7 separate regions of the Mus musculus genome follow, and regions 1, 2, 3, 4, 5 and 7 are each linked to region 6. A link is a loop called in an ENCODE intact Hi-C map of the cell type or tissue named here. Cell type or tissue: heart. All regions are shown on one strand. Region 1 overlaps A730020M07Rik (RIKEN cDNA A730020M07 gene). Region 2 overlaps Alg14 (asparagine-linked glycosylation 14). Region 3 has its middle 19 kb from the start of Gm34050. Region 4 has its middle 24 kb from the start of Gm33987. Region 5 overlaps Abca4 (ATP-binding cassette, sub-family A (ABC1), member 4). Region 6 has its middle 5.0 kb from the start of Gm40135. Region 7 overlaps Abca4 (ATP-binding cassette, sub-family A (ABC1), member 4).

Region 1 (4,000 bases), 97 kb before region 6:
ACTGCAGGGGCTGCAACTTGTCATAAGTGGCCTGATCCTGCACCTTACCTAGGTTTTTCTGTCCCTTTGCTATGGGCCAAGAGGCCCTGGCCATGAAAACAGGATTGAAGCATGACTTTTGGCTAACCCCCCTGTTTTTATTAACAAGTGCCTATTATTAACAAGAAGGTGAAGTTATCACAGGGAACTTTTCAAGATGGTGCCCAAAATCTTCATTTGACACAGGCATATAACAGAGGAAAGGAAGCACACCATTTAGCCTCCTTTGGTTTCTGAGCTTTTCAGTAAACTCAACATGCCCGGCACTAATCTTTCTTGTCTGGCTATGAGCTAGAATAACAGGTAAACACATTCCTAGCCAATGTGAAAATACATTAAGCTTCCATGCTCCGTGAACCATGAACACACCTGCAGATGACAGGTATGCCCCTGTTCCTGGCAAGCCCATGCTGGGCTCCAAGCTGGGCCCCAAGCTCCTTTGTTTTTTAAAGAAGAAAAGGATTATGTGGGAGAGGGAGGGCAGGTTCTCTTGGCAGGTTGAACCTTCTGTGGGCACCTTTGTGAAGACTGGAGAAATTTATACAGTCTTCCAAGCGGTCACAGTGACCCCCAGGCACATGGCTTGGCCAGTAGAGTATAGAAAGATGCTATCTCTATGTGTGGGTGAGAGTGAGGCATCCCTGGCCCTGGGGCCACACACCTTTGCCTGCCCCAGAGATAGATCAAGTTGTCTTGACTTTAGGAGTGGCTGCTGTCGTTTTGCTGGCCGTAGACTTTAAGAACAACAATCTTGTTGATGACTAGGCAGTGAAAGTGACTGGACTTAGCAGACTGGCCATTACTGGGCACTCCTTACCTGCTGGTTCAGAGGCATCTGTCATCATTACCCACTCAGCAAAAAGGAAGTGAATCTGGACCAACACAAACCGCAAACTTCTCTGAAATCTTCCCATTAGAGCAACCCTTGGATATGCAGATCATTCTTGATAAAAATGGAGGTAGAAACGTCCTGGAGAGGCCACTCCACGACTATAGGCAAAACTGCTTTGAGCTTATCCTAAAATATTCTTGATAGCAGAAAAGAGACTATTGGTTTGAAATTCCCTTTAGTAAACATGTTAAATGGCTTCTGAATGCTTCCTGAATCCTTACCTATTTCTGTCTTAATTATACTATAGATGAAAGGGAAATTTTCTGACAAGTCAAGCATCAAGGACCTCCCCCACCCTTCTGCTGGGTTTTCGGGGACACCACCCTGAAAAGGAGATTCACGGGCAGGAAGATATTTGAGCCAAACAGAGCATCACCTAAGAACAAGTAAAAGAAGCAAGACTCAGAGAGGTGGGAACCACAGCACCATTGTCATGGGAACCACAATGTGACAACTCCAGAACAAAGTATTCTTTCCTCCAGCATCAAAGCATAAGTCTTAGGTAAGTATTTATTGGTGCAGAGTGCCTGACCTTTAATCTAACTACCAAGACCAGGTCAAGAGTAATTGTGACTAGCCACAAATTAGATGACCCCACCTACCAATAAAAACAGTTATTGGAGCCAGCAGTATGGCTCAATGGCTACAAACACTTGCCACCAAGCCTGGACCTGAGTTCAATCCCTGGAATCCACATGGTGAGAAGAAAGAACCAACTCCCTTAAATTGTCCTCTGACTTTTAGACAGACTCTATGGTATGCACATACCTGCTCCCCAACACTAATTAAATAAATGCAAAAGAAATTAGAAACTTATTGGCTGGACCAAATCAGCAGATAACCATAAAGTTCTAACGCTGCTCTTAAAACTTTAATGAAATCCGAAAGGCTTAGCGAAAGTAGACGGGCTAGGAGGAAGTACCCAGAGAGCAGTTGTGCTTGCTTCCCCTGTAGGCACAAGAACAAATACAGCTTAAGGTCTTGGGGCAAGCAGGTACTGATACCCATCAGCACTGGCTCAAACCCCAGCCCTGAATGTGACCTGTGTCTGAACCCTTCTGGAGAATGAAGACTGTTCAGCAAACATATTCTTCCAGCGTGTCTAATGCGCTCGCCTCCCTGAGCTTCCTGAGCCAGCTGAGCCTGGGTCATCAGGACTATGCTTTCAAGAGCAGAAAGTATTTCTCAAGAAAGTCAGTTTTGTCCTAACTAGAACAGTGTGTTTGGAGGATGCAGGGGAAATCTTTGAGAATCGGGACTGTCTAGTAGCTGAGAACGGTTCATGTGTATCTTTCCCTCCTCAAAACAGAGCATGTCTTTGACACCTAAAGAATGAAGGGACAGAGAGTTCTGGGTCTTTGGCAGCAAGCCCGTCCATTCATACCCTTACTTCAGCTCTACACTGTTGTGGCCAGCTGGATGTGCCAAGACTCTCCAAACCCAAGATCGCTCACTCGCTTCTTCATCTGTAACATGTCTGCCCCCTCTTGGTGAGAACACACTCTTCCTCACTCCCATAAATCACCCTCAGAATCCAGTCCCCTTCCCAAGGCCAACTTCAAAACCCTCACTACACCAGCAATCTTCTTGAGACCTTTAATCTCCTCATGGAACAAATGTCGTGTTAATCCAATGATAAGTTTCACAACCTTTTTAAAGACATCATATCTAGAAGCTATCACGTATCGGGTACAGGAGGTAGAGACATGTGAAATAAAATTAACCAAGCCAGCTTGGTTACTATGGTCAATAGCTTAGATAGCATGTATTTCTCCATAACAGTTCCTCAGTCTTTAGCATTCATTTGCTTGTTTTAGCTTATGCCTCAGACAATTCCATTACCATCACCGGACTTTGGGCTACATGATCACCAAAGATCCATTCTCATTCAGTAGTCTTAGATGTTATAATTGCCTTGTTAGCGTTCAGTGATCACTTTTGTTCTTGATAATTGTCATCCAGAGATCCCGGGATGTCTCTCTAAGCTTCAGAGAATCGTGGGCAGAGGTTCGGAATTGGTGCACAATAGCATCCCTGCATCTGCTGACTACGGTGGTCAGTGTGATACCCAAGTCCTCTTACTCTTCTCTCCCCATCTGAGAAGCAGGGAGGCTGTTCCAGTGTTCACAAAGGCGCCTTCCAGAGCTCACGTCGTAGCTGACCCACAGTGACTCACTCACACACTCTCACAGGAACACACTGTGTTCTACAAGGACACGGCTGCCAAACCACCTGGCAGAGGAAAACAAACACTCAGCCACTCCCAGCCTCACCCCAGGGGGACATGCTGAGAGCCCCCGAAGGCTTGAGAGTCAGTTGCTGGCCATGATTTTCAGCATAAACACAAGAACCAGTTGAACAAATAACTGTAGAAGTGGGTAGCAGCCAGCCCTGCTTGATTGAAAATCACTCGCCTCCCTCCCTCTCTGGGAGGCTTTGTTCCCTAACTCCCCATTTCCTAGTCATGGCCACTATTGGGCAGATTGAATGAAGCACTATGCTGAGTCTTCTTCAGACTTGGCATACGTGTTAGGCAGGTACTCATTGCTGGAAGAAATCAATGGAAGACAATTCAGTCAAATGACTTAGGTTGCTTCAAGCAGCTATTAGATGAGCTATTTAGATCACCATCTTCACAGTCGAATATACACATCATGATTTCTGTCTCGGTTCATGCTTTATCCTAGTTTTAAATGTCAACTTGACACTGCCTAGGGTCTCAGTTGAGGGACTTTCCAGATCAGATTGGCCTGTGAGCTTGTCTGTGAGGAATGTCATTGATTGGTAACTTATTTAACAGGGCTCAGTCTCCTGTGGTCAACACCAAACCCAAGAAGGTAGCCCTGGACTAAGCTTGCTAACCACAAGCCTGCAAGCAAGCCAATCATAGCATTTCTCCGTGGTTTCTGATTTAGGTTTCTGCTTGAGTTCCTGTCTTGACTTCCCTCAATGGTGGACTATGACCTGGAAGTATATAAGCCAAATAAACTCTTCCTTTCTACAAAATTGCTTTTGGTCAGTATTTTATTACAGCAACCAAAATGAAACCAGGACAATGCTGCCATAGCA
Region 2 (4,000 bases), 230 kb after region 6:
CACAGATTACAGGCACGTGCGGCACTGTCCAGTTTGCTATGTGGATGCCGAGGACCCAAACTCAGGTCCTCCCGCTACAGCGCAGCCAGTTACTGACAGAGCCATCCCTCAAGCCCATTGCCAGTCGACTCCAGCTTCCCACTCTGATGCCTTCCTTTCCAGATGCACCGAGCAGGGGAGGCACCTGCTTGCTTTATATTGTGCACAAAACTCAGCAAAAATTCGGAAAACAAAACTGCTCAATTAGCAGCTACTTTATAGTTTTCGAGAAATAGTATAGGGATAGAGAGATGGTTCAGAGTGCTGTGCACCTGTGTAACAAACTGGTTGTGATTTCTGTACCCCAATGGCATTGGGGGGTGGGGTAGATAGAGACAGGATTGCTGGCTACTAGTCTGGTACACTCACACACTTGCACACAACACCCCTCCACCCCCCGTATGCATATCCACCAAACACACGCAAGAAACATTTTATTGTGGGAAGGCACAGATTCGCGCTACTTCCTTGCTTAGACAAAGAAGCACGTCTGAAGTAAACTGAAATAAATATAACAGAACTGCAGCAAGGGGTTTGAGTGGAAAAAGTCCTTTTTCTGTCATGCTGGGGACCAAATGCGAGCAGTTGTGCATCCTACAGACGCATCCTAACCCTGAACTACGTATGTTCCCAGCCCTGTGGAGAACATCTGGAATACAAACTTCCTGCAGGTGGAAGGTTGACTCTTGAGTTATGTAATGTGTTCTAACTCAAGAAAAGGCAATCTAAAAAAGAAGAAATGACAATAATATCTAACAGAGATGTATGATTTTGACCTCCAAAAAAAGGGAGTAGAAGACTCTCCTGTCTAACCCTGACCAGATCAGTCTGTAGCACTGATAGTTTCTGGCCATTTCTGGTCAACAGCTCAATGGCCTGTAGTATGCTGCCACCTGGTGGCAGGATGGAGGAATGGCAGCAAACACAGCCATCTTGTCTGCAGAGGGAGAGTACAATAGAAATTCTTCATCAACCCACTGGAGGGACCTCCCAAGAACATTCTTCAAGTCTTTAAGGGAGGAAAGTGTGTTGAATGGAAGAGAACAAGGGATTGAAGTGGTCAAGGGCGGCCAGGGGAGTAAGAAGGAGAGAGCAAGCAAATGTGTAGGGCTTAGGAAAGCTTTGCCTGAGTGCAAGAAGCACCCGCAGAACACCAACTCTTCCAGCCACGGTGGAGGCGGCTGGACAAGTCTGGGTGATACAAGACACTTAGAGGCACGTAGACAGACTTCCCAGAGCGTGATGGCAAAGCAACAGTACTCTTCACACACACACACACACACACATGTTCGTTTCCCTCCCGTCCCCCGACTTTTAAGACTTACGTATTTTGTTTTCTGTGTATCAACGTTTTACCTGTATCTGTGAATGTGAGCCATGTTCATGACTGGTGTCAATCTCATGGGGATCATAAGAGGGGACGAGGTCCCATCCTCTGGAACTGGGAGTTATAGATGGTTGTTAAGACACCATGTGGTTACTGGAAACTAGCTGGGTCTTCTGCAGGAGCAGCGAGTACTCTTAGCCACGGAGCCGTCAGCTGACCAGGCCAACGATAGTATTCTTATAATTGCCTACATTAAGCTCCTAAGTCACCCCTTTTCTCCTCGAATTCCTATCAGATCTTCCTGGAAAGTCTGCTAACTCTACTTTTGTCAAAGTGATAAAGGTACCGGAGAGAAGCCTCGGTGGGTAAGAGTGCTCGTCGTTGCTCTTGCAGAGAACTTGGGTTCAATGGCCAGCCCCTACATGATAGTTCGCAGACATTGGTAACTTCAGTTCCAGTGGATCCAGTGACCTCTTCTGACCACCAGGGGCACCAGGCATGCACATGGTACATACACAGATATGCAGGTTGTAATTTTCAGATACATTAAATCTGCTAGGCAGATGGTGGTGCACGGCTTTGATTCCAGCACTCGGGAGACAGAGGCAGGTGGTTCTGTGAGTTTGAGCCCAGCATGGCCTACAGAGTGAGTTCCAGGACAGCCAAGGCTACAAAGAACAACAACAACAACAACAATAACAACAACAACAACAACAACAAATCTAAAAAACAGTCCAACTGTTTGCCCTCCTTATACCCTGACTAGTGCAAGCCAGCTGGGAGGCTGCAGGAGTCCCCAGATTCTTGGCGTTGTTTGCGCTTTGCAGTACAAGGAGAAGCTGTAACTCGGGCGTCAGACCCTACCACACAACTAAGCACGTTCATCCAGTGACCCCCAAGACCCTCAGTGAGACAGGAACTGCATTCGATGTCATATGTTGCTCTGCCTGCCTTCCATCAGCCTCTGTCCTTCCACTCTGAATTCTGCCACTGGACCATAACATAGCATTGCTCCCCTCCGTGGCTTTGTGATGTATGTGCCTTGTGCTGAAACAGCCTTCTTCTCAGTGTCCTCTTCCCCAGGCCCAGTGAGCAGCTGCATTCATTCCACTGCTCCTGCCCATGTAACCTTCACAGCGCTGTTCATCTTCTGATGAACTTACAGTTACATTGTGTCTTGTATGACTATCTTCTCGCTGCAGCTGAGTGGGGTTCATGATAGAAGGAGTGGTCTTGGGTTGATTCTGTTAACAGACCATTCCTGTCAAGTGGGGCAAATACTTATAGCTGAATAAAGTGTTCTAAAAGACAAGAGTTTTGCCACTCACACTCAGGAGGCAGAGGCAGGTGGATCTCTGTAAGTTCAGGTCAGCCTGGTCTACATAGGGAATTCTAGGACAGCCATAGTTACATAAGAGACCCTGTTAAAAACAAAAAAGCCGGGCGTGGTGGCACACGCCTTTAATTCCAGCACTCAGGAGGCAGAGGAAGGCAGATTTCTGAGTTCAAGGCCAGCCTGGTCTACAAAGTGAGTTCCAGGACAGCCAGGGCTATACAGAGAAACCCTGTCTTGAAAAACCAAAACCAAAACCAAAACCAAAAAAAAAAACCCCATAAACAACAAAACAACAAAAAACAAACAAACAAAAACAAAAAATCAAAATGATTTTGATTGTTTTAATGTTAAATGTGGGTGTGTGTAAAAATACCAGTTTTAAACATCAAGAATATGCCTGTACCTTTATTTGTATCATATTTAATATGTCATGGTAAGATCTCAATGCTGTGCCCATGCTATTTCCTTGTATTAAAAGTCCCTTCCTAGAAATTAAAAAAAAAAATCATCACATCCTACTAATTGCTTATACTGAGCAAAATTAGAAAATCTGGAAGAAATGGACAATTTTCTAGACAGATACCAGGTGCCAAAGTTAAAACAGGTTCCGATAAACCATCTAAACAGTCCCATAACCTCCTAAAGAAATAGAAGCAATCATTAAGTTTCCCAACCAAAAAAATCCCAGGACCAGAGGGGTTTAGTGCAGAATTCTATCAGAATTCAAAGAAGACCTAATACCAATACTCTTCAAATTATTCCACAAAATAGAAACAGAAGGAACACTACCCAATTTGTACTATAAGCCACAATTATGCTTATACCTAAATCACACAAAGACCAAACAAAGAAAGAGAACTTCAGACCAATTTCCCTTATGAACATTCATGCAAAAATACTCAATAAGATTCTTGCCAACCGAATCTAAGAACACATCAAAACGATCATTCACCATGATCAAGTAGGCTTCATCCCAGAGATGCAGGGATGGTTCAATATATGGAAATCCATCAACGTAATCTACAATATAAACAAACTCAAAGAAAACACTACATGATCATTTCATTAGATGCTGGAAAAGCATCTGACAAAATTCAGCATCCCTTCATGTTAAAAGTCTTGGAAAGATCAGGAATTCAAGGCCCATACCTAAACCTAGTAAAAGTAATATACAGCAAACCTGTAGCCAACATCAAACTCAATGGAGAGAAACCTGAAGCAATCTCACTACAATCAGGACTAGACAAGGCTGCCCACTCTCTCCCTATCTACTCAATATAGTACTTGAAGTTCTAGCT
Region 3 (4,000 bases), 340 kb before region 6:
CTCCGCTTGCTTTCTTTTCTCTTCCCCTTCCCCCTAGATTTCCTAGCAAATTTGGAAGAGATGAAACCGGGCTCTTTCAAACTTCAAAGTCACCCTTAAATTTATTCTTTCCGTAAATGCAGATGTGAAGGCTGGCAGGTGTTGATCGGTTGGGAGAGTGCTCGCCTACTGGGCATGAAGCTCTGCATCTGGGCCCCAGCTTGGTGGAAACTGGTCACCATGCCTTATGATCGGGGACTCTCAAGAGGTGGAAGGAAGCAGGGGAGTGAGACGTCCAAGGTCATCCTTGGCTACAGAGTGAGCCAAGATACATAGAGAGATAGCTATTAATAGATGGATAGATAAATGCGTACCAACAAATGTGACCAAGTGCGGGTTGAAAAGAAATTCCGAGGAATTCTTACTATTTGAATGGATTTGTAGTGGAACACTTGAAAGACTATGAATTCCTTTCTCCTCTGTTGTTCTCCCCAACCCCCGGCCGTGTGTGTGTGTGTGTGTGTGTGTGTGTGTGTGTGTGTGTGTGTGTGTAGTGTAGTAGTGTCTAAGAGGAGGTTTCCCCATACTGCCCAGGCTAGGCCTGAACTCTAAGTTTCTTTTCCCAAATGCCTGTCATGAGCCACCATACCTGGCTTCATGATCCCCACAGCTCTGCACACTTGGTGCGTTGAGTGGCTCTCAGCCTGAGTGTTCTCTGGGAGGAGGTTTGGGTGAGTGTTCGCTGCAGGCCAGCAGGCTGCTGAGGCTCCACCTCACAGCATTAGCCTCAGGGTGGGAAACAATGGGCGTAAAGGTTTGCTGATTGATCTAAGTCACTTATTTGTAATTTAGTATGTAAAGATCCTGCTGTGAGCTTTCCTTTGAATGTAGCCAGCCCAGGACTTAAAGGAAGCTTCTCTGCTTCATTCACTTCCGTTTGACCTCTCCACTGCTCAGGTGCAATGGAAAAGAAGCCACAGCCAGGAAAGACAGATTTCTTCATGACCACCCCTTAACACAAGGTTTCTTTAAAGCACATGCCAAGAATCCCATTTTTTCCCCCTACAAGGTGGGCTGTTAATACTCCACTGGTGTACTGTCATCATATCTTTGTTCAATCGTTAAAAAAAAAATACATATGTTTATCCTGGGGTGCAGGGCACGTTTGTGTCACAGGACACTGTTGGTTGTCAGAGGGTAACTGTGTGAGTTGATTCTCTCCTTCTCTTTTGTGTCTAGATCAAATGCAGGGTTGTCGGGCTTACAGGGCTGCTGGCTCAACCTGCGGAACCATCTTACCGGCCCTTTCTGTCCATCTTTACTGAGTTAATAAAAGCAGAAAACTGTTCTCTCTAATGCCTATGATTAGTTGTAGAAAAGGAAAAAAGTGATTTGATCTAGGTTTCAACGGAAATGTTTACAGTTGACCTTATGAACTGCTCATGCTAAATGGAGTAGCTGTAGTGTTTTTAGTATCCTTAAAAGGAAAACAACAACAAAACAACAATAACAAAAACCTGCGATGGAATGGCTCGCTTATGTGTTCAAAAGGAATCCTTTGGCGCCATCTTGTGGATATTTTGGTGTAACGCACGAGACCAAACTCGGTGGTTTCGTTAAAGTCTTAAAAGAAATCTTCCAGCGCCCTCTTCTGGCACATTGCAGAACAGCGAGAAAAAACGCAGCGCCCACAAAAATCTTAAACCAGGGCAGCCCAACACCTGCCCTGTGTCCTTGATTGATTGATTCATTCATTCATTCATTCATTTTGGATTTTCGAGACAAGGTTTCTCTGTGTAGCCCTGGCTGTCCTGGAACTCACTCTGTAGACCAGGCTGGCCTCGAACTCAGAAACCCTCCTGCCTCTGCCTCCCAAGTGCTGGGATTAAAGGCGTGTGCCACCTTGGCAGGATTTCTCAACCCTGACACTATTGACATGCGAGGCCTGATGGTTCTTGTTTCTGGGGACTCTCATGTGCACTAACCAGTAATTAACAGTATGCCTCCGTAACACTCAAAAAATGCCCCCTCCCCTCCCCAGTCCACAGAGACTGAACCCCCAACCAAAGAGCAAGTGGGTCCTCTAATAATTGGGGCAGGGGTCTGTCTCTGACTTGGACTCTGTCACCTGCCTTTGGATCTCTTTCCCCTAACTCGGCTGCCATCTCTGACCTCAGTGGAAGATGTGTTTAGTCCTAAAGTGACTTAATGTGCCAGGGTGGGTTGGTACAGGGAGTGGGGCTCCCTTTTTCTAGAAGGGGAATGGGAGAAGTGGGAGGGAGGGTGGGACTAGGAGGAGAGGAAGGAAGGGGGCTGGAATCGGAATGTAACATGAATAAACAAACAAACAAACAAATGCCCCCTCCCCCATTGCTAGATGGATGCAAGGCAGAGGACAATGGGGAAGCCTGAGAAAGGGTACACACCGTGAAACAGTTGGATAAAGAGCAAGTTAAAGTAATGTTAGAATTTATATAGCTTTCACTTTCCTTATTGTTCTAAAATGGGGTGTGTGTGTGTGTGTGTGTCCAAACATGAAAAGCTGTCTTTACAAAGTTACAGGATCACTGCCTAGAAAGTGCCACAAACCCACCTGCTGACACACCTCTCCAGCTAGGAGCATGCCGCTCACAACCACTCTGATTCCTGTACAAAAATCTATCCTGAGTGTCCCTGGCTTTTATGGTTGCACCAAGAAATATGAGTGTCCCCAGGAAATTAAGACACTTCTTCTTATGCCTTTCAGCCCCATCTAAAAATGTCTCCTGCTCTTCTCTAAGTTTCTTCTCAGTGTTTGGTGTTACCTCAGTATTTCTACCTTTTCTTTTGAGATCCATCATCTTCTAAAAGCCTTCAACAGTACCCTCACCAGGGCTGATGTGGAATCCTGTTATAACAATACAACCTGTGTGGTTCATATTTTATCTCCCTTGGCTGTCCCTTCTACTCAATTCCCCCTTTGTCATTACCAATAATAGTTCATTTATTGCATGTTTCCCAGTCATCTAATATATATCCCAGGCACAGTTTTAAATGCCAGGGATAGAAAGTTGACCCCTCCCCCAGACCCTCCTTATGTAGTCCAGTAGTAAGACCAGAGAAATTATAATGTGTTCTGTACAGCAAGTGATAGAATGAGAGGGTTAGTGAGTGTATAAGGGAGTCTGAAAGAGGAACTAGGTGGGAGGAGAGTTTGAAGTAAAGGTTACAATTAATCTGGGTTAATTAATTGAAAGATGAATAAGAGTTTGCCAGGCAATGAAATGGCGACAAAAACCCTGTGCAGTTGAGAGTCCTTTCTCTCCCCAGCCCTTACAATCCTTGCATAGCCTCCACCTCAGCATCATCACACACAGCCTCTACCTCAGCACCATCACACACAGCCTCCACCTCAGCATCATCACACACAGCCTTCACCTCAGCACCATCACACACAGCCTCTACCTCAGCACCATCACACACAGCCTCCACCTCAGCACCATCACATACAGCCTCCACCTCAGCACCATCACACACAGCCTCCACCTCAGCATCATCACACACAGCCTTCACCTCAGCACCATCACACACAGCCTCCACCTCAGCACCATCACACACAGCCTCCACCTCATCACCATCACACACAGCCACCTCAGCATCATCACACACAGCCACCTCAGCATTGTCACACACAGCCTTCACCTCAGCATTGTCACACACAGCCTTCACCTCAGCATCATCACACACAGCCTCCACCTCAGCATCATCACACACAGCCTCCACCTCAGCACCATCACACACAGCCTCCACCTCAGCATCATCACACACAGCCTCCACCTCAGCACCATCACACACAGCCTCCACCTCAGCACCATCACACACAGCCTCCACCTCAGCACCATCAAACACAGCCTCCACCTCAGCACCATCACACACAGCCTTCACCTCAGCACCATCACACACAGCCACCTCAGCATCATCACACACAGCCACATCAGCATTGTCACACACAGCCTTCACCTCAGCATTGTCACACACAGCC
Region 4 (4,000 bases), 330 kb before region 6:
CAGTGCTCTTAACCTTTGAGCCATCGCTCCAGTCCAGCATTATATATCTCCATTATTTCCCAACTTGGAAAAAAAAAGGGCAGACAACATGTCTTATTTACTCCATGCTGAGCATGGCCATCGGGCTTCCTGTACCTTTTTTCATTGGATCCTTGTGTCAGAACACAGTCCAAGAACGGAGTCATGAGAGAAGTCTGAGTGTTTGTGATAAAACTTCAAAAACTACAGAATTGTTCTTGGGCTCTGCTTTCATGGCCCTCCCAAGTGTAGCAGGTGGGACTGAGCTTACCTCTGACTACTCACTACAGTTAGCTATTGTTGTTTGTTTATATGTAAGGAAGGCCACAGTGTTTTGTTGTTGTTTTGTTTTGTTTGTTTTGTTTTACCGTGTACAGCTTGTCCTTGTGACTGCATACTTTACTCATGTGGCTCTTCCTCAGAGTATAAATTGTCTGATGCTCTAAATAAAGCTGGCTATTGCATGAGACTTTAATCTGCCTTATTTTTAGGCTCCACTTTTTCAAGTCCAACTACCAATTGTGTGGTAAACAATGCAGTATTATTATTATTATCCTATTTTACAGATGATGATGTGACCAGCCTTTTCCGAAATGAAGATGTTCTAGAGACTTGGATCCTGCTATCTGCTTGTCAGACCATTTAAACACTGGCTCCTGAGAAGTAGAAATTCCCTAGGACCTTCATGCTGAGAGAAGAAAAAGATCCCTGCCAGAGTGGGGCAACTTGTTTCCTAGGAAAGAGATTTACAACTTGTTAGACTACCTTATGGGGTGAGACTGAAGCCCAGACATTGGTGGGTCAGTGGTGCACGGGATCACACATTTACTTGGACTGCTTAGATGTGCATAGTTCAGCCCTCTATTAAATTCCAACCTCACTTCAGGACTTTAGGGGAAGGTGGTCATTGCATCTCTTTGTCCTTCTCCCCAATGTGACCACATTGAATAGTTCTTTTTCTTCTTTTATCTATTAACTCGGTTGTTTTAATTGGTTGTTCAAGGACAGGTGATCAAACTTGGCTTCTTGGGGTTCATTCACACTGTGACCTAAAGTTTGGTAACAATGGGAGCAAGACTTGACCCAGATCTCCAGATAATCATGTAATGGAACAGGTAGACTCAAGTCTCCTTTACCCAGGCAGGTCCTTAAATCCAGGACTCAATTTAGAATTTCAGCTTTAATGAACTCAAGAAATGGAGTCAGTCCTGGTGGCCATCAGACCTATTGGCATCCACTCCTCTGTGATTCACACATTCAGGTTCTTTTCCCTGGCGTTGGCATACATTCTGATTGTATTTCATAGGCACTCCTTTCTCCACCTAACTCTCGCCCTGCCAGTGTGATCTCTGTGTGCTTCAACAACCTGGCATTCATGTCCTTTGGCTCCAACTAGGGTTCAACCAGGGGAAAGTTTGGCAGAGATTAGAGAGGGAAGGAAAGTTCAAAGTATTTGTTGCCCCAAGTTACTCCCTGTGTAACTGACTGCCTATGACAGGTTTTCTTTAGAATGACGTCTATTGCTCTCCTGACCAAACCCGATCAGAGTCCCTGCAGCCTCTTCTCTAATTGTTGTTTTAGGGCTAGAAGTTGTAATCTGAGATACACATATCCCCAGATAATTGAATTATACCTTTCATTTTCCTTAAATCACACATGTTCAACCAACCCCTTTATACATAGACCCTCTTTAGTATATTCTACTTGGAGGTAAACTATCTTTTTTTTCGTTATCATTTATCATTATTATTTACTGGCTTACAAGTATTGCTTCCATATTGGAGTTGTATCCTTTTGTTAATCAGTTGTGGGGACATTTCCCCAGCTTAGTGAGCTTTATGTAATAGAGATTTGGCAGTGTGCCCTCTATGTGCTGACTCAAGACCACACTCTGGAAAATGTGGCCTTGATCTTTGACACACATATGGCAATTGCCTCTTCCATCCTGCTTGGGGTGGAGTGAGGTGTCTGGCTGTGATCCATTTGTGGTTCAAATACCAGCTCCTCCCCAGAGGTCATAGTTCTCTTTCAGGATATGGAAAGATTTTGTCTTGTGTTCCTGAGTGGTCTTTCAGGAGCTGTTTTTCAATATTAATTGTGTCTTCCTTGGCCTCTCATTCTTCTGTGGACCTCAGATAGTGTCATTGCTGCTATGTGCTAGAATTCTAGGCATCGTCCCTTCCTCTTAGAGGCACCTCTACTGGGAAGTGGAAATGACAATGTGGTGAAAACCACAGTTTATTTATCACACATAATGGTTTTGCTTCAAAATGCCGTGACTTTTCCAGAAGTGCACTGAGGACTTTATTTCATGGTAAAACCTCATAGAGATATTATTATTATTATTATTATTATTATTATTATTATTATTATTATTTAGTTGTATCTGTACAATAGGTATGTGCTTGATGCCCACAGAGGCCAGATGAGGGCATCAGTTTTTCTGAACTGGAATTACAGATGGTTGTTGGCTTTCATATGAGTGCTGGGAATTGAACTCTGGTCCTCTGGAAGAACAGCCAATGTTCTTAACTGCTGAGCCATCTCTCCAGCCTTACCCTTATAATTAATATTGTCCCTGTCCTTAGATCTTAGGAGTTTCTTCTAACCTTCTTATAACTTCTGTACTATGGATTAATCTTCTTGCCTGTCCACAAGGATCCGTCTCTCCCTAAATTGTTTTTTTTTAATCTTAAATACTAGAATATTGAACATTAAAGAGGGAGCCTACTTGTAGGAATAGTGTTCCTATTGCCTTATGTCTCTGAACTGCCTGATGGAGCGATCAGCACTGCAGGTTCAATGGAGGTAGTCAGGGTGGGCAGATGCCCAGCTTCCTTGGAGCTCTCTGACCTACTGCAGGTCAGTCTTCGTGCTCCATTGATCAAGAATATTCTTTTTTTTTCCCTTAACCTCCTGCTTTCAAACCTTGTCACCTCAGGCCTCAGAATGAGAAGTGTGTTCTAAATAGACACTTGTTTAACCATACTCTGCATAGTGGGTTTCACCCAATCAGGCTTAGAACTACAACATCTCCTTACTCTAATGGAGAATTGGGGAGGAAGCACTGGTTTTGTGCCTTTGGGAAAGGAAGGATGAAGGGGATCCAAAAGGACTGATACATTTTTACTTCCTACCCTGAACTTTCAGATTTTGAGTTGCAGATGTACAGCAGGCATAAGACAGGATGGGAGATGTTTGGACCTTGGAAGTGCACCATTAAAGGAATGTTAGAAAGAATGGCATACAACGTGAATTTCTCTTCCCCCTCCCCCTCCCCTGTTTTACTTCTCCTCCTCTCCCTCCTCCTCTCACTCTTCCTCTCCCTCCTCCTTCCATTCTTCCTTCCTCTTCTCCCCACAACTTCCAATGGAATCTTGCTATAAAGTCCAAACTGGCCTCATACTCATGAAGGTTATTGCCTCTTTTGAAATGAAGACATGTTTTTCTTCGGCCTGGAAATCTGTCATTTACAAACATAAGCATGGCATCTAGCTATTAAAGAGGGAAGGGGTCAAAAAAATATGAGTCTGTGACATACTGTTGAAGGGAGACAGCTGTGGTTATGGCATGCACATGTTTCTCTCGTATGTGTGTATGTATGTGCGCATGCATGCATGTCTGTCCGTCTGTCTGTCTGTGCTCTGTATATATTCAAAGATGCTGGTTCCATTTAGCTGGGTTAAAAGACTTACTGAGACATGACTAGTTGGAGAGGGGGAAAGACTGTGTTGCTGAAAGGGTGTGTGTCATGGAATAAAACTTCAAACAACCTGGGGAAACATTTGTGGGTAGTCTGTGGACATTCTGGGAATGGAAAGCGACTGTCAATGACCAAGACAAACTGGTACAGAAACAGGGAAACTCCCCAAGGGGATTATGCAAAAGTTTTAAAAATACCTTAGCCTAAGAGAGGCCCTTTATCACAGGGACTGCACAGAGGAAGTGCATTTTAAAAAATCATCTGCATTTAGCTATAATT
Region 5 (4,000 bases), 590 kb before region 6:
ATAAATGCACATGAGGACCACGGCTGCAGAAAATATGTATGCATGTAGAGCGAGGTAGGAAGAAGCCAACTGGAGCCAGAGAGAGTTATGGATGGAGAATTATGGCTTTGACTTCTGTAGGGTTTTGCTTTAGTGGTAGGCTTTCGTGTGAGCTGCCTCTTCTGGCGCTAAACGGAGACCAACAGCAATCTCTGCCTTACCTCTTCCAGGGGAGTGTCAGAAATTCCAAAGCTGCTGAGCCCCAGGTCAGCCAGAGTCTCCTCCAGCTCTCGGAAAAGGCTGGCATATGCTCTCTGCTTGAAATTCTTGTTTGGAAGGAGGAAGATAAGTTCTTGACCAATGCATTCCACCAGCTTTGCCTCTGGGACATGGTGGTATACCAAATCCATCAGCTCCTGCACATCTCCTAGGACAGGACGAAAAGACCGATGTCAAGTCCATTCGGCCTGTTCTATTCAGCCTGGAAGAGTGTGAGATTTCCCAGGGCTCATATTCTCTTCTACACCCTGTTAGAGAAAGGGGCAGATAGCTACCACCGTCCCTGCCTCTCCCCCGTGCCTCCCCTTCTCTAAGTCTCCTCCTCTGTTTCTCTGTGTCTATGTATATCTCTCTGTCTCTCTATGTCTCAGCCTCTCTCTCTCTCTCTGTCTCGCTCATGTGTGTGTGTGGTGTGTGAGTATTTGTGTGTGTGTGTGTGTGTGTGGTGTTTGAGTGTGTGTATTTATATGTATGGTATGTGAGTGTATGTTTGTGTGAGTATGTGTGGTGTTTGAGTATGTGTATGTATGGTATGTGACTGTGTGTGTGTGTCGGGGGTGTGTGTGAGTATGTGTCTGTGTGTCTGTGTGTGTCTGTGTGTGGTGTGTTTCTGTTTACCTGCTTGTTGAGACAGAGTTTTATCCTACATCCTGTCGTAGCCCATAACTTGGTTTGGTACAGGCTGGCCCTCCTGAGTGCTGGGATTAGAGGTGTGAACCACCCACTTGGCTCTCAGTGTCATTTCTTTTAGACTTGATACTCGGCAAGTCTATTTTTAGCTTTGTTGACTCTATGACAAACATACTCCAGGTGCTGCAACCTGAGGGAGGGAGGGCCAGCCACTTGTTCAGTCAGATGTGCTATTGCCTGAAGGAACACTACCCTGGGTGAGTCCTCCCCCCAGTTCCTCATCCGTGGAAGGGGAAAACAAGTGTGCCCACTCCAAGACTGTTTGTGTGGATGGGGGTGGGGTGTGTGTGTGTGTGCAGTTAATCTAGCAGTGGTGGCACTTAGCTGTCACTGCATTCCTGACCATCAGCCCAGGAGGAGAGCTTGTCACTGCTGTTGCTTCTCACTCACTGAAAGCTTAGGACTTAAGTCGAAGTCATTTTTCTCTTCCTTGTGTGGCCTAAGACCCAGGCCTAGAAGGAGGCAAGTCTCCTTCCTAAACCATGCCCAAGCCTGTGTTAACTACCTGGAGAGCCACACCATTTTCCCTTGGGCTATACCTGTCCTCCCAAACAGAACAAGACTCAATAACCAGCCACTGCGGAAGGAGGCTGAGAAGCCCCGGAGACGCTGAGGATGGCACACGGAGTGGGGTGGGTAGCAGGAGTATTTATCTGAAGCTGGCCTTGAACTCACAATCCTCTTGCGTAGCTTCCTGAGTGCTGGGATTACAGATACATGTTAGGCTAATCCCAGTGAGTGTTGCTACTCAGGTCAGTTTTCTGTAAGAGTCAGCATCACCCAGGGGAGTGTCCTCTGTCTTTTGATTGGTTGGAATATTTCACAGCTCGCCACTGAGAGCCTGTTGAGCTATGGAAGGCTTGTGTTTCACACCTGCAAACTGTGTGATTGTCTTTAGTCCTAGATGATCTCATACTGGGGCCGGGGAGTTCTTTACTGGAGGAAATAGCTCTGCCCCAGTAGTTTGTAGGGGTCACACACATTGTTCTCTTAGGAAGGAAGTGGGACCCAGTCACTGGATTCCCAGGAACCATGCCTTAGTTATGTGTCAGCCTCTCAGAAGTGTCCATCTGGCAGGGAGGTCTGCGAGTGAGTCACTCAGGACTGTGTGAGCAGTATGTGGGGGTGTGTGAGTGAAAGGCCAGCCGAGGAGGTATCTGGCAATGAAGGAACCCTCCCTAGTTGGGGGCATAGCTATCTACAGTACTTCTCACCATGGCAGCATGCCCTTTCTATTAAAAAAAAATCATGCCAGCCAAAGACACATTCCAACTTGATTTTGATAGTTATTTTTTGTAGTAATTAAACATTTAGAACATCAATATCTTGACCAAGATTCCAAGGAGAAATTTTCAGCAACACAGGAGATAACTCACAGCAAGATAAGCAAGACACGAGACTCAGAGACACAACACTGAAGAAATGCTTTTCATTCAGTGCTGACTACATAGAGAATGGAGAGTAAAAACTGGTGCTAGAACCAACGGCCTTTCCCTTGGTTCTTTGTTGTTATTTGAGACAGGGTTTCCGCTATATCACCCGGGATGGCCTAGAACTCACAGAGATCTGCCTACCTCTGCCTCTGCTGGGATTACTGCTGTGTTCTAGGCACTTCCTCCCAGTTCCCCTCACCCAGTTCCCAGTTCTCCCCCTAGGGCTTATGCATAGCACATCAATACTTAGGGTTTAGGGGGAAATGTGTTAAATAGGAAACTTTTTTGATAAGCACACGCTTTCCTCTGTTCATAAAGCTGAGTCGGTAGCTAAGTTTAATTTTTCTTTTGCATAGGGTTTTAGGCCCTGTGGCATTCATTCCCCTTGCAGAGGTGTCTGAGGCATGGAGGTAGGCAGAGGTTGAGAGTAGAAAGGGTCATTAGCTCTTGGGACGCTGAGGTCAGATCTGACAGGTGAGCTTAGATACTGCCTCTCTCTGGTGACAGCGAGAGGCCTCTGAGAGAGTGTGTACCCTTAAATTCCAGGGTTTGCCTGCATGTGTGAAAGTGAGTCGTCTGTGTGCAGTGCCTGCAGAAGCTAGAATAGGGCATTGGAAAATCTGAAACTTCAGATACAGGTAGCTGTGAACTGTGGGTGCCAGGAACTGAACCCAGGGCTCCCATAAGCACAATAAGTGCTCCTGACTGTTGAGCCATCACTCCATCCCTGCATGTCTCTTACATGGAGAATCTGAGCTTGCGGGAGTGAAGGATGCAGGAAAACAGTCATACACACAAAATAAAAAATAATAAACAAAACACTAAAAAAGAGAGAGCGAGCCAGAGGGTGCCTTGGCACTTTGAGGAGGGGGTGTGTCCACACTGTTACAGGGCAGGAGTGTAAAATCCAAGCTTAACACGAGCAAGGGCATGGAGTAAACAAGTTGGATTCCTCATTAAAGAGAGGGCGTTTAGGTACTTTAAAATCACGTTAGGAATGAGAAACAGGCTCAGAGAAAAAGATGAGCATCTGCAGGATGCTGGGCTTCAAAGCACAGCACGTGTTCTCTCTGCATCCCGACAGGGAGCACCCAACACGGGAGATGCTCACTGAACCAGCACCGAGGTTCAACCTGCCCAGCTCTTACCATCCAGGACTTGTTCTTCTGTTATCTCATCGACTCGGGTTGGACACCTGGTAGAGAAACCCTTTGATGTACAGCTGCAGACCCCCTGCAACAGACGACAGAAAGGACTGACAAGATGCAGATCATGTCAACGATAGCATCGTCGTGGTGCCAGCTGCTGTCACCACCGCTCGGTCTGTCTCTCATCACCAGCTGCGGACGGCATTATTTTTTTTCTTCGCTGTTTAATCTGTTAATTCATCTGAGCATTTTGAGGGCGGAGCTGCTTGGCCTTTTTATCCCAGAGGGAATGTGAGTCAGGCAGAGAGAGAGAGGCAGAACCTCAAAGCATCCCTCTGCCTTGTCATTAATCATGTGGCAGCTAGAGAGACATTCTGTTCCCCTCCCAAGCCCTCTGGACGCCAGGCTGTGAAAATCCACCAGGACAGGAAAACTCATGCTATCCATTTATATTAGAGGCATAAACAGCAT
Region 6 (4,000 bases):
CTAACTGAGCAAGCTTCCCAGCCTTCTCCCCAACCCAGAGGTTTTATGCATAGAAAATGACTTCAGTGTTTTCATATATAAAATAAAAAGGGAAAGAAAAGAAACTGTATCCAAAATCATGACATGATTGTGGGATTTATTTATTTATAGGTTATCATACATGAGTAGTATATTTAAACCATTTCCACTCCACCATCTCTCGTTCTAATCCCTCATGTGTTGTATACACCCAATGCCTTATCAAGTTCATGATGTCTTCTGTTCTCTTTCTCTCCCCCCTGGCTTTTTTTTTCCCTTCGGTTTTTCAAGACAAGGTTTCTCTGAGCAGTCTTGGCTGTCCTGGAACTCACTCTGTAGACCAGGATATCTTCAAATTCATAGAGATCCACTTCCCTCTGCCTCCTGAATGCTGGAATTAAAGGTGTGTGCCACTACTGCCCAGCGATGTCTTCTTTAATTATTATTGTGACATGTGTGTGTGTGTGTAATACAACCTGATGAGTCCATTTAGTACATCAGATAAGTACATCAGATTCCATTTTTCTAATTACTTATCTCCAGTGAAGCTGGCATCCCAAATTAATGTAGCTTTTAAAAATAATATTTGTATTAGTTTTTTGAGAATTTCATACAATGTATCTTGGCATTTCCCTCCTAGATCTACTCCTGCCTCCTCAACAACTCCATACTCTCTCTCTCTCTCTCTTAAAGGTTCATTTATTTAATGTATATGAGTACATTGTAGCCGTCTTCAGACACACCTGAAGGGGGCATCAGATCCCATTTCAGATGGTTGTGAGCCACCATGTAGTTGCTGGGAATTGAACTCGGGACCCCTGGAAGAGCAGTCAGTGCTCTTTTAAGATTTATTTATTTAAATTATGTATGTGTGTACACTGTAACTGTACAGATGGTTGTGAGCCTTCATGTGGTTTTTGGAAATTAAATTTTACTCCGGTCAGCCCTGCTCGCTCCAAGCCCAAAGATTTTATTATTATACACAAGTACACTGTAGCTGACTTCAGACGCACCAGAAGAGGGCATCATATCACATTACGGGTGGTTGTGAGCCACCACGTGGTTTCTGGGATTTGAACTCAGGACCTTCAGAAGAGCAATCAGTGCTCTTAACCGTTGAGCCACCTCTCCAGCCCCACAATCTGAACTCTTGCCTGTGTGATGTACAGTATCTTTTCTATTTAAAGATTTATTTATTTATTAGATGGAAGTACACTGTAGCTGTCTTCAGACACCCTAGAAGAGGGCGTCAGATCTCATTACAGAGTGAGCCACCATGTGGTTGCTGGGATTTGAAGTCAGGACCTTCAGAAGAGCAATCAGTGCTCTTAACTGCTGAGTCATCTCTCCAGCCCGATGTACAGTATCATGAGGCCTCTGAATTTGCTCCCCAGGACTGTATCTTGTCCTCACTATCGCTCTAATACATTTGCTAACATAATATTCCCTTTCAAGTTTGATTATTTATACAACAAGTTGAGCCCAGCAGCAGAACAAATGATTAGGGTGCATAAAGCCGTGGGTTCAGACCCCAGCACTAAAATGAGAAAGAAGACAATGAGGTTTTGCCTAAACACACACGTAAGAGACAGTTTAAGATGCTGTTTTCCAAGGCTTCCACCCTACAAAATGCTCCATGAGATTCAGTTTGGAGCTGATTAACTGTATCTTAAAGCAGGCTCATCTTTCAGGGCTCAGCGGGGCCTCTCTCCCCATGACTTCTGTGATTACCTCTGTTTTCTCTCTCTCTCTCTCTCTCTCTCTCTCTCTCTCTCTCTCTCTCTCTCTCTCTGTCCTTTGCGCTTCCTCCTGGGTTTCTCTTTAGATCCCGTTGTCCCAGAGGAAAAACAAAAACAAGACAATCAAACAGAACACAAGATGCCTTGTATATCTAGTGTAGAAGAGAAATCGTGGCTCAGCTCTCATTAATCAACCGATTGGGTAGAGTTCACCAGCCGCTCACTTTGTCTTGTAAATAATTACTTAGAGTCTGAGGCCCATGAGCTCTGCTTGAAGTCTTCTGGCTCCATCTTCTGGATTAAATTGTAAGTATTTGGAGAAAGAACTGGGTGAAAGTCCACAGAGCAGGGTGGGACTTGAGGGAGTGAAATCAGGTGTCTGGGCTCAGGATTCCAGGAGCTCCTGACCCGTTCTCAATCACATCACCCCCATCCCCCACTCCCCCTACCCCCACCCCTGCCCAGCCGGCCTCAGGGAGACTGGCTGGGCCAGCTGCTGCCAATCTAGTGTTTTATCTGTGGGGTCATGACCTGCACTCTAGTGCTTCCTACTCTTCCCTGTCTAGACTTGCAGTCCACGGTCTGACATCAGTTCAGAGGCGCCCACCAAAGCCTCTGACAAGGGCCATTACAATAGCCAAGATGAGCTGAAAGCAAACAGATGAAAGCAGTAAAAATTAGAACTCACTCACCCGGAAAAGGCTGAAGGTGGATGAGCTCTTATTCTAACATCTTTGTACACAATACTAAGGCAGAAAAACTCTTCTGATTCTGTGCCGTTTATATTTAGCGGATACTTCAATATCTTGATCTTTTTTAAATGTATAGCAACAGGCTTTTATGAAGAAAGTCCATTTGCACTGTAGACTCCGTTCTAAGTTAACTTGCCCTTAGGCAAGGGCATGGCCCCTGCCCTTGAGGTCTGAGAAAAATCACAAAATGTCCCTGGAAGTAACAAAATAGACATAGTAGCTGCTGCTAGCTGATAACAACAGAGTGGGCTAAGAAAACCTAAGTCTTTCCTAGGTCAAGGTGCTCCGGTTTTGATGTACGCTCCCTCCTTATGGTTTAACCAGGTGCTGTAAACCAATTAGTTTAAAGACCTTCCACGGACCGGGCTCAATCGGCCCCCCTCAATTCGTGGGGAGTCAGGGGTTCCGGCAGGTGGACATAGAGTCGGCGAGAATGGGGTGACAAACAGACATGACACGAGAGAGTGTGTTGGATCTGAATGTAATGTCAAATTGAGCATCAAACTTTTTATACAGTAGAAAATAGGGAAGTTCGGTGACACATCGGCAAGGTACAATGAGATTACTGGATGCTTAATGACTATCACACAAAACAGGAATGCAAACACAAAGACTGGCAGGAACTGGGCAATAAAACAACTGAGACAAGGTCAGCTCTATCTAAGGTCAGCTATATTCTAGGAAGCCAGGTGTGAGGTCTTTACACTCCCAGGGCAAGGGCTTTCATGCCCAAGTCATGGCTCTAATTAGGGAGTTCCGTTCTAGCTAACCTTCTCATGAATAATGCAATACTTTAAAACCACAGCTTGATCTAATTCCTAAACCATTGTAAATTCCTGTATATGGGAGTGACTTGGCTTTTATTCTAAGTGATTGTGTGTGGGGACTTTCTACTAATAAGTAATGTAGTCTGCCATACATAACTATAATAAGAATTCTAAACTTGGGGCTGGTGAGGTGGCTCAGCGGTTAAGAGCACTGACTACTCTTCCAAAGGTCCCGAGTTCAAATCCCAGCAACCACAGTAACCATCCATAACGAGATCTGACGCCCTCTTCTGGTGTGTCTGAAGACAACTACAGTGTCCTTACATATAATAAAGAAATAAATCTTTAAAAAAAAATTCTAAATTTACGTTGCTAAGCTTGCCCTGAGATTTCTAACTCTATGTAGTATATAGTAAGGCCTGATTTCTTTCACTATCTCTCTTACAATACTAGAGGCAATTCTGAATGTCACTGAATAGGCAACTTTCTTACCAAGACCAGAGTCAGCTCAAGGACTACCTAGGGTATTGGTGAAGGCCAAGAAGCAAAGTTCCATTTTGCTTAGGTATTTGGCAAGTCATTGCTTGGAGGCACCTATAACGAAACAATACTGAAAGGAAGCACACAGATCCATTCACCAGGACAAAATTGGAGCATATGTGCTATGGGATGCCACAGTTCCAGGAGACTAAGTTTCCAAGAAACTCTTCTCCTTGGGACTGCT
Region 7 (4,000 bases), 580 kb before region 6:
ATGCCCCACAGGCTTGCCTGTAGCCTGATCTTACGGAGGCATTTTCTCAGGTGAGGCTCCCTCTTCTCCAGTGGCTCTAGCTTGTGTCAAGTTGACATGAAACCAGCCAGTATACAACAGGGGTTTCTGACAGATATTTTGTTTTCCTGTGGTGCTGGGGGCAGAACCCAGGGTGATGGATGGGCCAGGCAAGTGCTCTTCCAATGAGCCCCACCCCTGCCCAGGAGTATCTCAACTCCAGCTCACTTACTGATGAAACAGGATGTTGTGTTGTGGACACATGCCCAGGCTCTGCCGTACTACATCCAGGTTGGTTTCAATGTCTTTTCCCCCAATGAGCACAGTTCCTGACGTCGGTGGCAACAGTCCTGTCAGGATGGACCTGCCGAACACAGGGTTAAGTGGCAGAAGAGATGGTTGTTAGAACTCACCAGGGGATGAGGGTAACCCCATACAGGGTCAGAAGGATGCTTGTAGTGACACCTGCCCTATCTCTCTATCAAACTCAAACCTGATGTAGCTGAGGGGCCCAGAACATTTCCACACAGGGTTTACTTAGCACCAGTGCCTTGCTTCAAGTCCTAGTGCCTAGACCACAAGGGCCTTCTTTCTCTACTTTTTATTTCCAAGTGTTCCTGGGCCAGTATCAAGAGCCTCGGGGATTCCCAGACTCAGACACCCCACCCCATCATCACCCAGCCATCATTGCAGCGGTCAGTTGTAGTGCCCACTGGATGGCCACTGTGGTGGTCAGTTGTGGTGCCCATTATGACTGTCTGTCAGAGTGATATTCACGGATGTGGTCAGCTACAGTGTTCACTGTTGTTTTACTCTGTGGTCAGCGGTAGTGTCCACCGTGAAGGTCTGTCATAGTGGTTGCTCCGTGGCTATTGATGTGGCCAGCCATTGTGGCCACTGTCGTAGTCACAGTTGTGGTCAGTTAAAGGGATTTAGGACCCAGCCCCACTGCTTTGCCTGGGCGTGCAGCCCTTGACAGTGGAGAAGCAGGGTTGGTGACTCTCCAAAGCTCAGTTGATGCCAGTGAGAAGCTGGGCAGCCTGTCTGCTGACTGGCTAACACAAACAAATTCGTTTGGGAATTCCAAATGTAAAAATGTGAACAATGTTGTGATTTCTCTTTTCTTTCTTCAATTATACAAAACATGTCTCCCACCTGCTTGGGTAGTTGTCTAAGTTAAGTGAATCGAACATGCTTGAAAAACAAAACAAAACAAAAACAGGCCCCAGCACAAAGTGAAACTTAAAATGTTATGCTATTCCCAGCATTAGGACAGCGCTTGTGTTCCGACCCCAGTGGAAGTTTAGTTTCTGCACTGAGTGAAGTAATGTGTTTGTCTTCTAGAGGTCCTGGGGTCTCGAATGGAGTTTCCTGTCCTCCCACCACGTGAGTTAGCAAGGAGATAGCCTTAGGATGCCACGCCCAGTTCTGTCCCAAGTTCTGATAAAATCGCATGCTATCTGAACCTGTACTTCGAAGCTGAAATGTTGATCAACCACTAGAGGGAAACAGTACCAAGCCCAATGGCACCAGCCCCGCATTCCATTCCCATTGAAAGGCCCGGGAGCACATTCCGGAGCAGGGTGTACACTGCTGTTCCTTCCCGGGGCTCTGCAAGCCAAGGATTTGATGGCTGCTGTCACATGGCTTGTTGACCCCTACCCCTCCTCCACCGGCCCATCGGCCCATCGGAGGTCTGCACCGGAGCCCTGACTGCCTGTTCTCAGCAGGTGGCGCTCGCACCCCTTCCAGAACTAAAGGATGGATGGAGGAGTCCACCCAGAGCCTCAAAGCTTCCTGCCCTTGGCCTTCTGCCAGGCAGCGAGTCTACTTCACTGTTCTCCCTACACTTTCTCAGAAAGGTAGCCATCCCATCAGAGGTCCCACACCAGCACTAAAGCATCCTAATTATTAATTGGTAGGAAACGGAGTGCTACATAAAAATAGCCCGGGGACATGGGCAGCCACGGCTTTTTATCCTCACCGTGGGAGGTGTGTGTGAGTGTATATGTTTCCACCGAAATTCAGTAAGGAAGAACAGAGTGGAGTTATTGGGGAGAGAGAATGAAGCCGGGGAATGATAGGATGGGAGACAGCCTCTCTGGCAGAGAACTCACAAGGTGGTGGTCTTTCCCGCTCCGTTGTGACCCAGGAACGCCGTGATTTGGTTCTCATAGAAAGTGATGTTCAGACGGTCCACAGCTGGCCGGCCACTGGGCTCAAAAACCTTCACCAGGTTCTTCACACACACACCAGGCACCAGCCCTGGAAGCTCGCGTTCAAAAAAGGAGTCTTGGAGGGAAAAACACATTGTAGAAACACCACATGTTAATGACGCCGTGCTTCATGAACACACTGCTTCCTTCAGACCTGTGCTCTGGCTGTAACTTCACCTGCCCATGTGGCTGCAGCTTTGTGAAGAAGATCAAAACAGGAGTAGTCATAGTTGCACTGGCCATAGATTTCACACTTACTGTGAGTTAGGCACTGTTTCCAATGTTTCCCAACAAATCCCTCACTTCACACATATAGTCCTATAGGTAGATATAACTAGGCTCTTTTCAATAGGTTAGAAAGCCCAAGACTGAGAGACATCAAGTGTTCTATCAAGGCTACATGGTGTACAAGTGGCAAGTATGGGCCCAGGGTCCATACCCATCTGAAATAGCTCCTGTCTATTATTGAGTTAACCCCGAGTTCCGTCTTTGCTTCAAGGCTCAGTCTATCGGATCTTCATAGGTTTCTGGCACCAGCCCTGACTCCTCAAGCCAGGACAACCTACTCTTCCTCATCGTAACTCCTTCCTCCCCATGCTCCGTGCCCTTTCCAGTATCAACCAACCTACTCTCCCCCTCCCCGTGACCCCCCACCCCCCACCACAGCATCTTTTCCGAAGTTCACTTATAGAGTCAAGATTACTGTCAGAGTATTAAGTCTAATTAACTAATGGTCCCTTGCTCTGTCCCCAACTCCCGTTGCATTGTCTGCCTGTGTCTCCTGGCCACAACTAAAGCTGAAATGGAACCTTATCATACCACTCTGGGAGGAGGATCTTCTAGAGTTACTTTAGCCTGCAAACCAGCTCTGTGAGGATTCAGGTCTCCAACATCAGCTTTGCAAAGTGGTACCTGAGGGGCGCCTAGAAGCTGGACCCTCTCGTGCCAACATCAGGCTAAATCGGAGTCTGTGTGCCTCTCTAAACCCAAGCCATGCATACAGTCAGGGATGAGAAACATTAGGAGAATTAGTTCAAGAGTGAGGACAAAGCAGCAAAGGCCAGGGAAAGGAGTCTTATGTACCCTGCCCATCAGCCCGGGCGTGATTAGGTAACTTCCACCACCAGGAAAGGCTTTTGATGCTTGCAGTGAATGGGCTCTGGGTTTGTAAACCTTGAGTGAAGTGCAGTCAGCTCTGCTAGGCTCTTTCCCCTTACGGAACTTATTTTTGTCTTTCCTTGTAGCTCATATCCGCTTCAAGTCCCAGTGACCCAAGTCATTGTTCTGACTAAATCCTCGGAAGTCAGCACATTTGTGCGATTCCCTTGGGATTTGCCTAACAAGGGCACAAACACACTACAGACCTGGGATCTGCTTTCTCCAGGAAATATGCACTAATGTCTGGGTTGGACCATTCATTCCCCTCGTGTGCAGCTGGACATGAGATTTAACACCAGTCAAGAAAGGGAGTCAGCTTCCTGGCCTCCTTCATGTTGCTCGTCTTGTGGTTTGGCTCTGGCACTACTGAAGCTTTCCGTTCCGTTCTGCTGTCTTTTGGGATGGGGGTGGGGGGTCTTGGGGGGTTACCATTCATTCCTTCTGGGTGCTCTGGATCCTCCATCTCCTCTGTTAAGGGTTCAGTCTTTTCCAGAGCCCTTTCTTCTCTGGTCGAACAACCTGAACCAACCAGACGCCAACGTTACTCTTCAGGAGAGACAGGAGAGAAGAGGAGGGGCAGTGGGGACAGATGCATTTCCCATCACAAG

What was found. Peaks named below come from ENCODE experiments on the same cell type or tissue, not always from the same donor. Only the 100,000 strongest peaks of a DNase experiment are listed, where the experiment ranks them.
Region 1: a loop joins it to region 6, with 4 times the contacts of the local background. A loop is called at or near these places in 7 of 42 quality-filtered maps.
Region 2: a loop joins it to region 6, with 3 times the contacts of the local background. A loop is called at or near these places in 8 of 42 quality-filtered maps.
Region 3: a loop joins it to region 6, with 2.8 times the contacts of the local background. A loop is called at or near these places in 10 of 42 quality-filtered maps.
Region 4: it touches region 6 in a loop (2.9-fold over the local background); 11 of 42 quality-filtered maps call a loop at or near these places.
Region 5: it touches region 6 in a loop (2.4-fold over the local background); 8 of 42 quality-filtered maps call a loop at or near these places.
Region 7: it touches region 6 in a loop (5-fold over the local background); 11 of 42 quality-filtered maps call a loop at or near these places.

Annotation. Positions count from the first base shown.
Region 1 is chr3:121,634,873-121,638,872 of GRCm38, reverse strand. It overlaps A730020M07Rik (RIKEN cDNA A730020M07 gene), which reads left to right. Exons shown (of 3, transcript NR_036458.1): 3 at 1,179-1,747. Among named protein-coding and RNA genes, the nearest start is that of A730020M07Rik, 9.6 kb to the left of the region's middle. In heart, a CTCF peak has its summit at 2,416; DNase peaks (open chromatin) are centred at 2,342 and 3,152; H3K27ac peaks cover 271 bases.
Region 2 is chr3:121,304,706-121,308,705 of GRCm38, reverse strand. All of the region lies in intron 2 of Alg14 (asparagine-linked glycosylation 14), which reads right to left. Among named protein-coding and RNA genes, the nearest start is that of Alg14, 15 kb to the right of the region's middle. In heart, a CTCF peak has its summit at 1,830 (motif pointing left); a DNase peak (open chromatin) is centred at 945.
Region 3 is chr3:121,882,680-121,886,679 of GRCm38, reverse strand. No RefSeq gene overlaps it. Among named protein-coding and RNA genes, the nearest start is that of Gm34050, 19 kb to the left of the region's middle. In heart, no CTCF peak of the experiment used is centred here; DNase peaks (open chromatin) are centred at 669 and 1,599; H3K27ac peaks cover 1,317 bases.
Region 4 is chr3:121,872,718-121,876,717 of GRCm38, reverse strand. No RefSeq gene overlaps it. Among named protein-coding and RNA genes, the nearest start is that of Gm33987, 24 kb to the right of the region's middle. In heart, no CTCF peak of the experiment used is centred here; no DNase peak of the experiment used is centred here.
Region 5 is chr3:122,128,930-122,132,929 of GRCm38, reverse strand. Abca4 (ATP-binding cassette, sub-family A (ABC1), member 4) reads right to left here. Exons shown (of 50, transcript NM_007378.1): 24 at 3,530-3,614; 25 at 201-406. It also overlaps a transcript of Gm40138 not described here. Among named protein-coding and RNA genes, the nearest start is that of Gm40138, 4.5 kb to the right of the region's middle. In heart, no CTCF peak of the experiment used is centred here; DNase peaks (open chromatin) are centred at 1,139 and 1,989; H3K4me3 peaks cover 791 bases; H3K27ac peaks cover 3,456 bases.
Region 6 is chr3:121,538,228-121,542,227 of GRCm38, reverse strand. No RefSeq gene overlaps it. Among named protein-coding and RNA genes, the nearest start is that of Gm40135, 5.0 kb to the left of the region's middle. In heart, a CTCF peak has its summit at 2,037 (motif pointing left); no DNase peak of the experiment used is centred here; H3K4me3 peaks cover 793 bases; H3K27ac peaks cover 1,859 bases.
Region 7 is chr3:122,119,941-122,123,940 of GRCm38, reverse strand. It overlaps Abca4 (ATP-binding cassette, sub-family A (ABC1), member 4), which reads right to left. Exons shown (of 50, transcript NM_007378.1): 18 at 3,822-3,911; 19 at 2,136-2,310; 20 at 251-382. All of the region lies in intron 2 of Gm40138 (a long non-coding RNA gene), which reads left to right. Among named protein-coding and RNA genes, the nearest start is that of Gm40138, 4.5 kb to the left of the region's middle. In heart, a CTCF peak has its summit at 1,707 (motif pointing right); DNase peaks (open chromatin) are centred at 1,630 and 3,540; H3K4me3 peaks cover 738 bases; H3K27ac peaks cover 3,913 bases.